Regions from separate parts of the Homo sapiens genome. Here region 1 is linked to region 2. Evidence: chromatin contacts called from ENCODE POLR2A ChIA-PET data. All regions are on one chromosome and are shown on one strand. Each heading gives the region's core, a stretch centred on a gene start or an enhancer-like site at or near the end of the contact. The rest is flanking DNA. Distances are from core to core; before and after follow the strand shown.

Region 1 (4,605 bases), core at 194-2,693, 2.0 Mb before region 2:
TGCCTGCCTCAGCCTCCTGAAACGCTGGGATTACAGCCGTGAGCCACTGCGCCTGGTCTCCCATTTTTAGTTTATTTTTTATTTTTTATTTTTTTGAGACAGGGTCTTGCTCTGTTGCCCGGGTTGGAGTGCAATGGCACAATCTTGGCTCACTGCAACTTCTGCCTCCTGGGTTCAAGCGATTCTCCTGTCTCAGCCTCCTGAGTAGCTAGGATTACAGGCGCCTGCCACCACGTCCAGCTAATTTTTGTATTTTTAGTAGAGACGGGGTTTCACCATGTTGGTCAGGCTGGTCTCGAACTCTTGACCTCCGGTGATCTACCCGCCGCGGCTTCCCAAAGTGCTGCGATTATAGGCGTGAGCCACTGCGCCCTGCCTCCATTTTTGAGTTGGGGGGCTTCCTTTGTCACCCAGGATGGAGTGCTGTGGCATGATCATGGCTCACTGCAGTCTCGAACTCCTGTTTTGTCCCCATTTTATCCTGAGATGACCAAATGGGGACAACTTACAGTTAACTCACCTGGGTGACGTTCACGCCCTGGTCCAATGCATACTGTATAAGCCCAGTGGCTGTATCATGTGACAGGGAGTTCAGGTTGTATTTGACCCTGTGGTGGGGAACAGAGCCCAGTTAATCTCATTCTAGGAACAAAGCTTGGTCAGCCCATGCTGGCTGCCCCTCCCGGGGACCCCTCACCGCCCAAGCATGCTGGTAGAGATGAGGTTTGGAGACAGCACATCCAGCGCCCAGCCGACAAAGTCCGTGTCCTCCATTTTCGCAAACAGCCTTTCCCGCTCGCTCTCCAATAGGGTCTTTGAGTCTGGGAGGAGGTTTGGAAGAGAAGGGGAACAGCTGGTTCTCCCAGTTCCTGCCCTCCCCTTTCAGTTCTCACCTGCCCCTGCACATACCCAGGAATCCCTTCCCCAGACGCACACCTCGGGCTCACCTGCCACTTTCAGCGCCTCCAGATCTGCCAGGCGAGGCAGGGGACAATAACAGATGGCGTAGACCATGGGGCCTGGGGAGAAGGGGTGTCAGTTTTCTGGCAGCCGGGGTCCAATCACTGAGCCCGTGAAAGTTGCCATTCATCCCTGTTCTATCATCACTGCTTCTTTAGGTGCCATCACCACGACCACATCCCCTCCCTTGGTGCAGTGCAATCCCGACTCCCGTTTCCCGCATCCTCCGTACCACGCCCCTCCCCTCCCTGGCCCTAGGGGCGCACCCAGCACGGGGCCCCTGCCCGCCTCATCGACGCCCAGGACGCAAGGCTCCTTGCGGCACACCGCGGGCACAGGCGAACTCAGGCGACAGCGGCCTGTATTGTCTCTCTCCAGCTCGCTGAGATCCATGCCGCCTCAGCCGCCACCACCAGCTGCAAGAACTAATACTGCAGGAGCGGGTCTCGGCGCGCGTTTTCCGCGGGCCTCGAAGCGGCGCCTGCTTCCGGCCAATCCGCGGGCAGAACACGCCCCTGGCGCTCCCGCCGCCGTGGACGCTTACGCAGCCGACGCCGACGTCGCTGCCGTGCGCCCTCCTGGGAATTGTAGTCCCGAAGGGCTATGGCCGAACACTCAGCTTGGGGAATTCGGTGGACGGGGTCACTTTGCAAGCTCTGCTTCACGGTCTCTGGGGCCCCGCCTGCGTGGCCCGGTGGGAAGAGGGGGAAATAAGAGGGAAACTGAGACGTAGCTTCGAAGACCCAGCCTAACGGGGAACTAGAGAGTCAAATATCACCCCACTCCCAGGACACGGGTCACCGCATCACTGGGTCCCCAACTGCCACTTGGATTCAGGCCCTGTACTTGCGGTCCCTGCTTCTGTACACATTCTAAGTCCCCTGGACCAGGTAGCCCCGCTTCCACTAAACCCAGGCTTTTGGATTTGGAGTCCCCAAACTCCCTCTCTTGGTTGCTCCCTTCGGCCCACCTCCACTCCGTGCAAGATCTGTGCTTCCTAACCTCTGTCTCATTCAGGCCAAGCCTTCCCCACCCCCGTTGGAGATCACAGACCTCGGTGGACTCCTGCTCAGGGTCTCTGCTCCCTATAGAAGCTCATTCCTCCCAACTTAGAATGAATGTCCCCACCCCCACCCCTCGACCCACTTTTTTTTTTTCTTTTTTTTTTTTTTGAGACAGAGTCTCGCTCTTGTCGCCCAGGCTGGAGTGCAATGGCGCCATCTCCGCTCACTGCAAGCTCCGCGTCCCGGGTTCACGCCATTCTCCTGCCTCAGTCTCCCGAATAGCTGGGACTACAGGCGCCCGCCACCACACCCGGCTAATTTTTTGTACTTTTTAGTAGAGATGGGGTTTCACCGTGTTAGCCAGGTTGGTCTCGATTTCCTGACCTTGTGATCCGCCCGCCTCGGCCTCCCAAAGTGTTGGGATTGCAGGCGTGAGCCACCGCACCCGGCCTTCTTTTTTTTTTAGACAGGGTCTCTCTCTGTTGTCCAGGCTGGAGTGCAGTGGCGCGATCTTGGCTCACTGCAACCTCCACCTCCTGGGCTGACGCGATCCTCCCACCTCAGTCTCCCAAGCAGCTGGACTACAGGTGCACACCACACCACCATGCCCGACTATTTTTGGTATTTTTTGTAGAGACGGGGTCTCATTATGTTGCCCAGGCTGGCTTCAAACTCCTGGGCTCAAGCGATCCGGTCGCCTCAGCCTCCCAAAGTGTTGGGATTACAAGCCTGAGCCAGCCACAGTGCCTGGCATCCACCACTTCTATTCCCTGGGCTCACTGGGGCTCATGTCCTCTGCCTGTGGGTTCCCGCCCCTTACCAGGCTCATGCCCCTTCCTCAGGGTCCTAGTTCATTGTCTCTTTATCTCCTTTTACTCCTCTTCGCCTCCCCCTCCACTTTTTTTTTTTTTTTTTTTTTTTTTTTTTTTTTGAGACAGGATGTTACTCTGTTGCCCAGGCTGGATAGCAGTGTAGCGATCTCGGCTTATTGTAACCTTTGCCTCCCAGGCTCAAGCGATCCTTCCTCCCCATCGTACCGAGTAGCTGGGACCACAGGCATGTGCCGCCACGCTCATCTAACTTAAATGTTTTTGTTTGTTTGTTTGTTTGGTTGGTTTTTTTTGAGACAGAGTCTCGCTCTGTCGCCCAGGCTGGAGTGCAGTGGCGCGATCTCGGCTCACTGCAGGCTCCGCCTCCCGGGTTCATGCCATTCTCCTGCCTCAGCCTCCCGAGTAGCTGGGACTACAGGCGCCCGCCACCGCGCCCAGCTAATTTTTTATATTTTTAGTAGAGACGGGGTTTCACCGTTTTAGCCAGGATGGTCTCGATCTCCTGACCTTGTGATCCGCCTGCCTTGGCCTCCCAAAGTGCTGGGATTGCGGGCGTGAGCCACCGCGCCCGGCCTAATTTTAAAAATTTTTATGGAGAGGTGATCTCAACGATATTGCCCAGACTAATCTTGAACTCCAGGACTCAAGAGATCCGCCTGCCTCGGCCTCCCAAAATGCTGGAATTACAGGCGTGAGCCCCGGCGCCCGGCGCCCCCTCCACTTTTCTCCTTTTCTCCCTAGATATCAGCGGGGCTCACGGCTCCTGACTCAGCTTCCCCCTAACCAAATCAGCCTCAAGTCACTCAAGACTTGGAGCCCCAGTTCTCCCTTCCTCAAACTCGCTTCATACCCGCCCCGCACCGCACATCCTCCCTCCGCGCCCACCCTGGGCCCCGCAACTTGCCCCGGCCCTGCTCTCTCACCCGGGCTCAGAGCCTCCAGTCGCAGTCGAAGGGCTTGCAGGATGGACAATCCCGTTGCCGGCAGGGCCGTAACTGGATCAGCTTCTCCGGGTCCATGAAAACCGGGCCCGGCGCTGTGCCCACTACCTCGCGGCTGCGCTCCTGCTTGCCCAGGTCGCAGAGACACCGCCACTTTCCCCACGGGCCAAGGATTGAGTCCTCGACTTCTAGAGAAGGAGGGCAGAGGTGAAGACCTACGTGGAGGGGGCCTACTCCCAATCCCCTCCCCCAGAGAGGGAGAAAGATAAAGATACTAACGAATAAGAGAAGCACATATTCGCTAGACTCTGCTTCTATGCCAGACACCCTGCCACAGATTATCTCATTTAAGCTTTTTTTTTTTTTTTTTTTTTTTTTTTGAGACAGGGTCTCGCTCTGTCGCCCAGGCTGGAGTGCAGTGGCGCAGTCACAGCTCACTGCAGCCTCAACCTCCTGGGCTCAAGCAATCCTCCTACCTCGGCCTACCAAGTAGCTGGGACTACAGGCACATGCCACTGTGCCTGGCTAATTTTTTGTATTTTTTGCAGAGACGGTGTTTCACCATGTTGCCCAGGCTGGTCTGGAACTCCTGGGCTCAAGTGATACTCCCATCTCAGCCTCCCAAAGTGCTGGGATTACAGGTGTGAGCCAGCCACCATGCCTGGCCTCATTTAATATTTCCACGAGTCTCAGGTGGGGAAACCAAGACCCAGAGACAGCAAGCCAACCTTCCAAGCTCATATACGGGGTAAGTGGGCCAGAGGAACTACAACCTGACACTTCCAGGCTGTGCCAGCCTGCCCAGTTGTGAGTGTCCTACAACATCCTTGGTGCCCGCCATTTGAAGCTGACTTCTGTCTTCAGGGGTGT
Region 2 (4,780 bases), core at 668-3,167:
ACGCGGAGCCAGGCCCTGGACAGCCTTGCAGCACAGGGTCACCAAGCTCACTGAGACGTGAGCAAGAAACAGACTTCATCTCTTTAAGAGCCTTCATTTTGGGCCTCTGTTACAGACGCAAATCCATTGCCCACATAACACAGCCATGGCTCACAGGACAGCCTGCAGTCTTCTCCCAGAGCAACCAGGACAATGAGAAAAACACAGCTCTCTTTGCCAGGGACTCTTGAAAGCCAACCTGGACCGCATCAGAGTAGCAACAAGCTATCACACAGAAGTGGCTTCCCTTCCAGGCCACTAAGCCATGGTTACGTCAAGAGAATTAAGCAAGAAACGGGTTGATCAGGGCCATAGAAAAGAATGAGATCCTGTCATTTGCAGCAACATGAATGGAACTGGAGGTCATTATGTTAAGTGAAATAAGCCAGGCACAAAAAGACAGATCTTGCATGTTGTCACTCATACGTGGGAGCTAAAAAAATAAAAGGTAGAAGAGCGGATCTCACAGAGGTGGAGAGTAGAAGGATAAATACTAGAGGCTGGGAAAGGTGGGGACAAGTAGGGGGTAAAGAGAGGTGGGGTTAATGGGTACAAACATACAGTTAGAGAAAAGGCATTAACTTCTATTGTTCAACAGAAGAGTAGGGTGACTGCAGTTAAGACTATAGTTAACAACAATTGTCTGGTGTTTTTTTTTCTTTGAGACACACTTTCACTCTTGTTGCCCAGGCTGGAGTGCAATGGCGCAATTTTGGCTCACCGCAACCTCTGCTTCCCAGGTTCAAGCGATTCTCCCACCTCAGCCTCCTGAGTAGCTGGGATTACAGGTATGCGCCACCACGCCAGATTAATTTTGTATTTTTAGTAGAGACGGGGTTTCTCCATGTTGGTCAGGCTGGTCTCGAACTCCCGACCTCAAGTGATCTGTCTGCCTTGGCCTCCCAAAGTGCTGGGATTAATGGCGTGAGCCACTGCGCCCAGCCTGTTTTTATTTTTGAGAGGGAGTCTCTCACTCTGTCGCCCAGGCTGGAGTTCAGTGGCACCATCTCGGCTCCCTGCAAACTCCACCTCCACCTCCCAGGTTCCGGTGATTCTCCTGCCTCAGCCCCCCAAGTAACTAGGATTACAAGCGTGCGCCACCACACCTGGCTAATTTTTGCATTTTTAGTAGAGAAGGGGCTTCACCGTTTGGCCAGGCTGGTCTTGAATACCTGACCCCAGGTGATCCACCCACCTCAGCCTCCCAGAGTGCTAAGATTACAGGCATGAGCCACTGTGCCCAGCCAACAATGCAACAACGTATTGTCTATTTCTTCTTCTTCTTCTTTTTTTTTTTTTTTGAGACAGTGTCTTGCTCTGTGGCCCAGGCTGGAGTGCAGTGGTGTGATCATAGCTCACCACAGCCTCCATCTCCTGGGCTCAAGTGACCCTCCCACCTCAGCCTCCTGAGTAGCTGGGACTACAGGTATGCACCACCATGCCCAGCTAATTTTTTTTGGGTTTTAATAGACACAGGGTAATGCTATGTTGCTCAAACTGGTCTTGAACCCCTGAACTCAGGCCATCCTCCCACCTCAGCCTCCCAAAGTGCTGGGATTATAGGCCTGAGGCACCGTGCCCAGCCTTGTGTATTTCAAAGTAGTCAGAAGAGAGGACCTGAACTGTTCTGAACACAGGAAAATGAGGAATACCAAAGTGACAGACACCACAAACACTCTGCCGTGATCATTACATACTCTGTACATCTAATAAAACATCACAGGGACCCCATAAATATGTCAAACATTATGTATCTTTTTCTACATAGGACCATCAGGAGGGATGCTGGGTCAGCATGGAGAGCAGAGGCCGGTTGGCAGTATCCTTGCTCAAGGCCTGCCCCCTCACTCGCAGTGAACGAGTCCCTCCCATGACTCAGCACTCAACACTGCTCCCTGCAGTCATCACCCAGGGGCCTCTCCACTTCCTTCCCATAATGACGAGCATGTGGGGATCGTTCTGCACACTGTGGCCAAGCACCGCACAGTGGGCAGGGACCATCCTAGACCACTTCGCAGATAGAAAAACTGAGGCCCAGAGAGGCAAGGGGCCTGACTGAGGTGTAAGTGATGGAACCCCGGTGCCCCTGGAGGCTGGCTGCATGCCTGAGCCCCTGACCCTTGGGCATGGCCCCTTCTCTTGAGCACGGGGCAGTCACAGTGGCACTGGAGGTCAGGGCCTGTTTCTAGCCTGCTAGTGACTCCATCACCCTCCATCTCCCTTTTGCACTCTAGGAGCTGGTCCCATGGGGGCCAGGTACAATGTAAGCCTTTTGGCACATGGTGGCTGCTCTCCAGCCCTGGGTTACGGTTGTTTTTTGTTTGTTTGTTTGTTTATTTTGAGATGGAGTCTCGCTCTCTCGCCCAGGCTGGAGTGCAGTGGCGCAATCTCGGCTCACTGCAACCTCCGCCTCCCGGGTTCAAACGATTCTCCTGCCTCAGCCTCCTGAGTAGCTGGGATTACAGGCGCGTGCCACCACTCCTGGCTAATTTTTGCAATTTTAGTAGAGACGGGGTTTCATCATGTTGGCCAGGCTGGTCTCAAACTCCCGACCTCGTGATCTACCTGCCTCGCCCTCCCAAAGTGCTGGGATTACAGGCGGGAGCCACCGTGCCCGGCGAGTTACAGTCCTAATGGTGACTCAGGGCAGAGTGGCGCAGTGACTGAGTTCTGCCCAGAGGGAGCGCCCACCCGCTCTTCCCTGGCTGCCCCACCTACCCCAGCAGCCCTGCTCCCGCCTGCCACTCACCTCCTCATCCTTGTACCAGGACAGTGACTCGGCAGTCAGCACAAACCAGTACTCCTTGGAGCCGCCTTTCATCAGGCTGATGTTGTTGATGGTCAGCCAGCCCCTGCGGATCACCTGGGGGAAAGCGCGCAGCTTAGCAGGGAACCTCGCTCCGTGCCCCAGCCATCCCCCAGCGCAGCAGCCTTGCCCACAGCTCAGTGGGAAGCCAGGGACCGCAATAGAGACACCTCCAGCCCCAAAGCCCAGGAAACCCAGTTCCACCCTGTCCCAAGCATTTCCAGCAGGAAACCAACATGAGGCGCCACCTGGGCAGGTGGGCGGACAGACAGACTCACTGGGCCAGGGGCTGATGGGGTATAGACTCACAGAGGCCTGATGGAAAGGGGCCCATGGGAGGAGTCCCTGGGGCTTGTGTGTGGGGCTGTGGCACATGAAATGTGACATCTGAGGAACTGCACTTGTTTGCGTGAGATAAGGTTCCAAGGGTAGCATCCACACAGAGGGCTAGGGTCAAAGGTGTGAGCCCAGGGGCCCTCCCCAAGGACATTGAAGGAGCGCGGCTCATGTCCCAAGCTGGCTGCAAGCCTGGTGGTCATCCTTTTGACTGACACATCAGGGTTTCAGGCTGGGAGACCCCATGGATGGGGATTGTGTGGCTGTAGCTGTCATCTGCGTGGGGGTCAGAACCCAGGCCTGCGCAGGGACTCACCTGACAACTAACGGCAGGCAGCCTGGGGGCTGTGCTCCCATGCTCCCTGGCCGCTGGAGGCATGTGTGGGCAGAGCCCCCCACCCCACTCAGGACGAGGGCCCTGGGAGCTGCAGGAAGCACACGGAGGCACGCACAGGGCGGCCTGGGACCCAGGCACTGACAGACTTGGCCAAGCTACAAAGGGTGGGCTGAGCATGGCCATGGACAGCTGCGAAGGGCTGGCCTGCATCCCCCAGTGCAGGGCATGGCAGGGCACGGCACGGCAGGAGCGCCAGAGATGGGGCCTCCAGGAATCCCTCTGGGGCCCAGATGCTGTCCTAGTCGGGGGCGGTCCTCTGGAGGGGCTTCATCCGGACTACCCCGACCCACCCCGGGCCTGACATTCTGAACCAGGGCCACCAGCCCACAGCTCCAGCGGCTCCTTGGTGGCTGGATGTGAGTGCTAAGCCCCAGGTGGCCATGAAGACGGAGGTGGCTAAAGAGTACCCAGGGACCCCTGGACCATGCAGAAGTCACTGCCCAGGCTGGGGACAGCATGAGATGCCACCGGGCGCCCCTTGTTAAGGCCAAGGGTACAGACTTATCCCTCCCTGGGATGAGCAGACAGGACTCTCACAGTTGTTTGGAGCAGGCAGTGACCCCTGGCATCTGGCCATTCACGGGCTGCCTGGTGGTGGGTGAGGGGGCTGAGGCCAGCAGCCCCTGTGAGGTCACAGCATCCCCTCTGGGAACGCAGTGACGAGCTCTTCCTGGTCTGTCCAGGACGTCCTGGTGTTAGCACCAAAGGTCTGGCAGTCTGGGAATGCCTCCATTCACCCGGGGGGAGCGGGGTGGGGGCACTGCCTTGTCTCAGCCCAGAGCTGGGCACAGAACGAGTGCTTAGTAGACCCTGGTTCCATGACTGAATGACAACCAGGTGAGGGAAAACAGGGAGACAGGCTGTCGGTGCTCCCCCAGAGAAATGTGAGGCCTCCATACTCCTAGGCCTGGCCCGGTTTCTAAGGAGAGGGATGTGCCCGCACACCCCTCGGTGGCCTGGCTCTCCTGCCTCCAGCCGGGGTTAGTGTTGGTCAGAGCTGGAGCACAGGGCCCACGCTACACTTTGGGGTGCATGGCCACAGGGCCAGGGCACTGATCGGGGCCATGCTGGGGATGGCACACCAAGCCTTGGGGCAGGACGTCTGGCAGAAGCCCTGAGGTGCCCTTCTCCACACGGGTTCAGAGACAAAATCCCACCCTAGGGAGCTGCAAGCTGTGGGTGGCAAACAAAGGCCCGTTAGC

What was found. ChIA-PET counts read pairs that join two places held with the same protein, here RNA polymerase II (POLR2A).
Region 1: POLR2A ChIA-PET joins it to region 2 with 11 read pairs in AG04449. The contact joins the promoter of RNASEH2A here to the enhancer-like site in region 2. POLR2A ChIA-PET finds 5 or more read pairs at or near these places in 2 of 52 experiments (AG04449 and activated CD8-positive, alpha-beta memory T cell).

The regions. Positions count from the first base shown.
Region 1 is chr19:12,803,422-12,808,026 of GRCh38, reverse strand. RNASEH2A (ribonuclease H2 subunit A) reads right to left here and starts at 1,443. Exons shown (of 8, transcript NM_006397.3): 1 at 1,227-1,443; 2 at 948-1,019; 3 at 698-821; 4 at 521-608. The coding sequence starts at 1,353. It overlaps THSD8 (thrombospondin type 1 domain containing 8), which reads right to left. Exons shown (of 2, transcript NM_001386800.1): 2 at 3,638-3,923. The coding sequence ends at 3,724. RefSeq lists enhancers at 1,340-1,389, 1,590-1,719 and a cis regulatory region at 1,164-2,196.
Region 2 is chr19:10,810,386-10,815,165 of GRCh38, reverse strand. DNM2 (dynamin 2) reads right to left here. Exons shown (of 21, transcript NM_001005361.3): 15 at 2,789-2,902. Among named protein-coding and RNA genes, the nearest start is that of MIR199A1, 4.7 kb to the left of the region's middle. RefSeq lists an enhancer at 2,551-3,483. Within about 2 kb of position 1,917, at least 19 of the 41 ENCODE cell types and tissues checked have a DNase peak (open chromatin) inside an H3K27ac peak, as active enhancers do.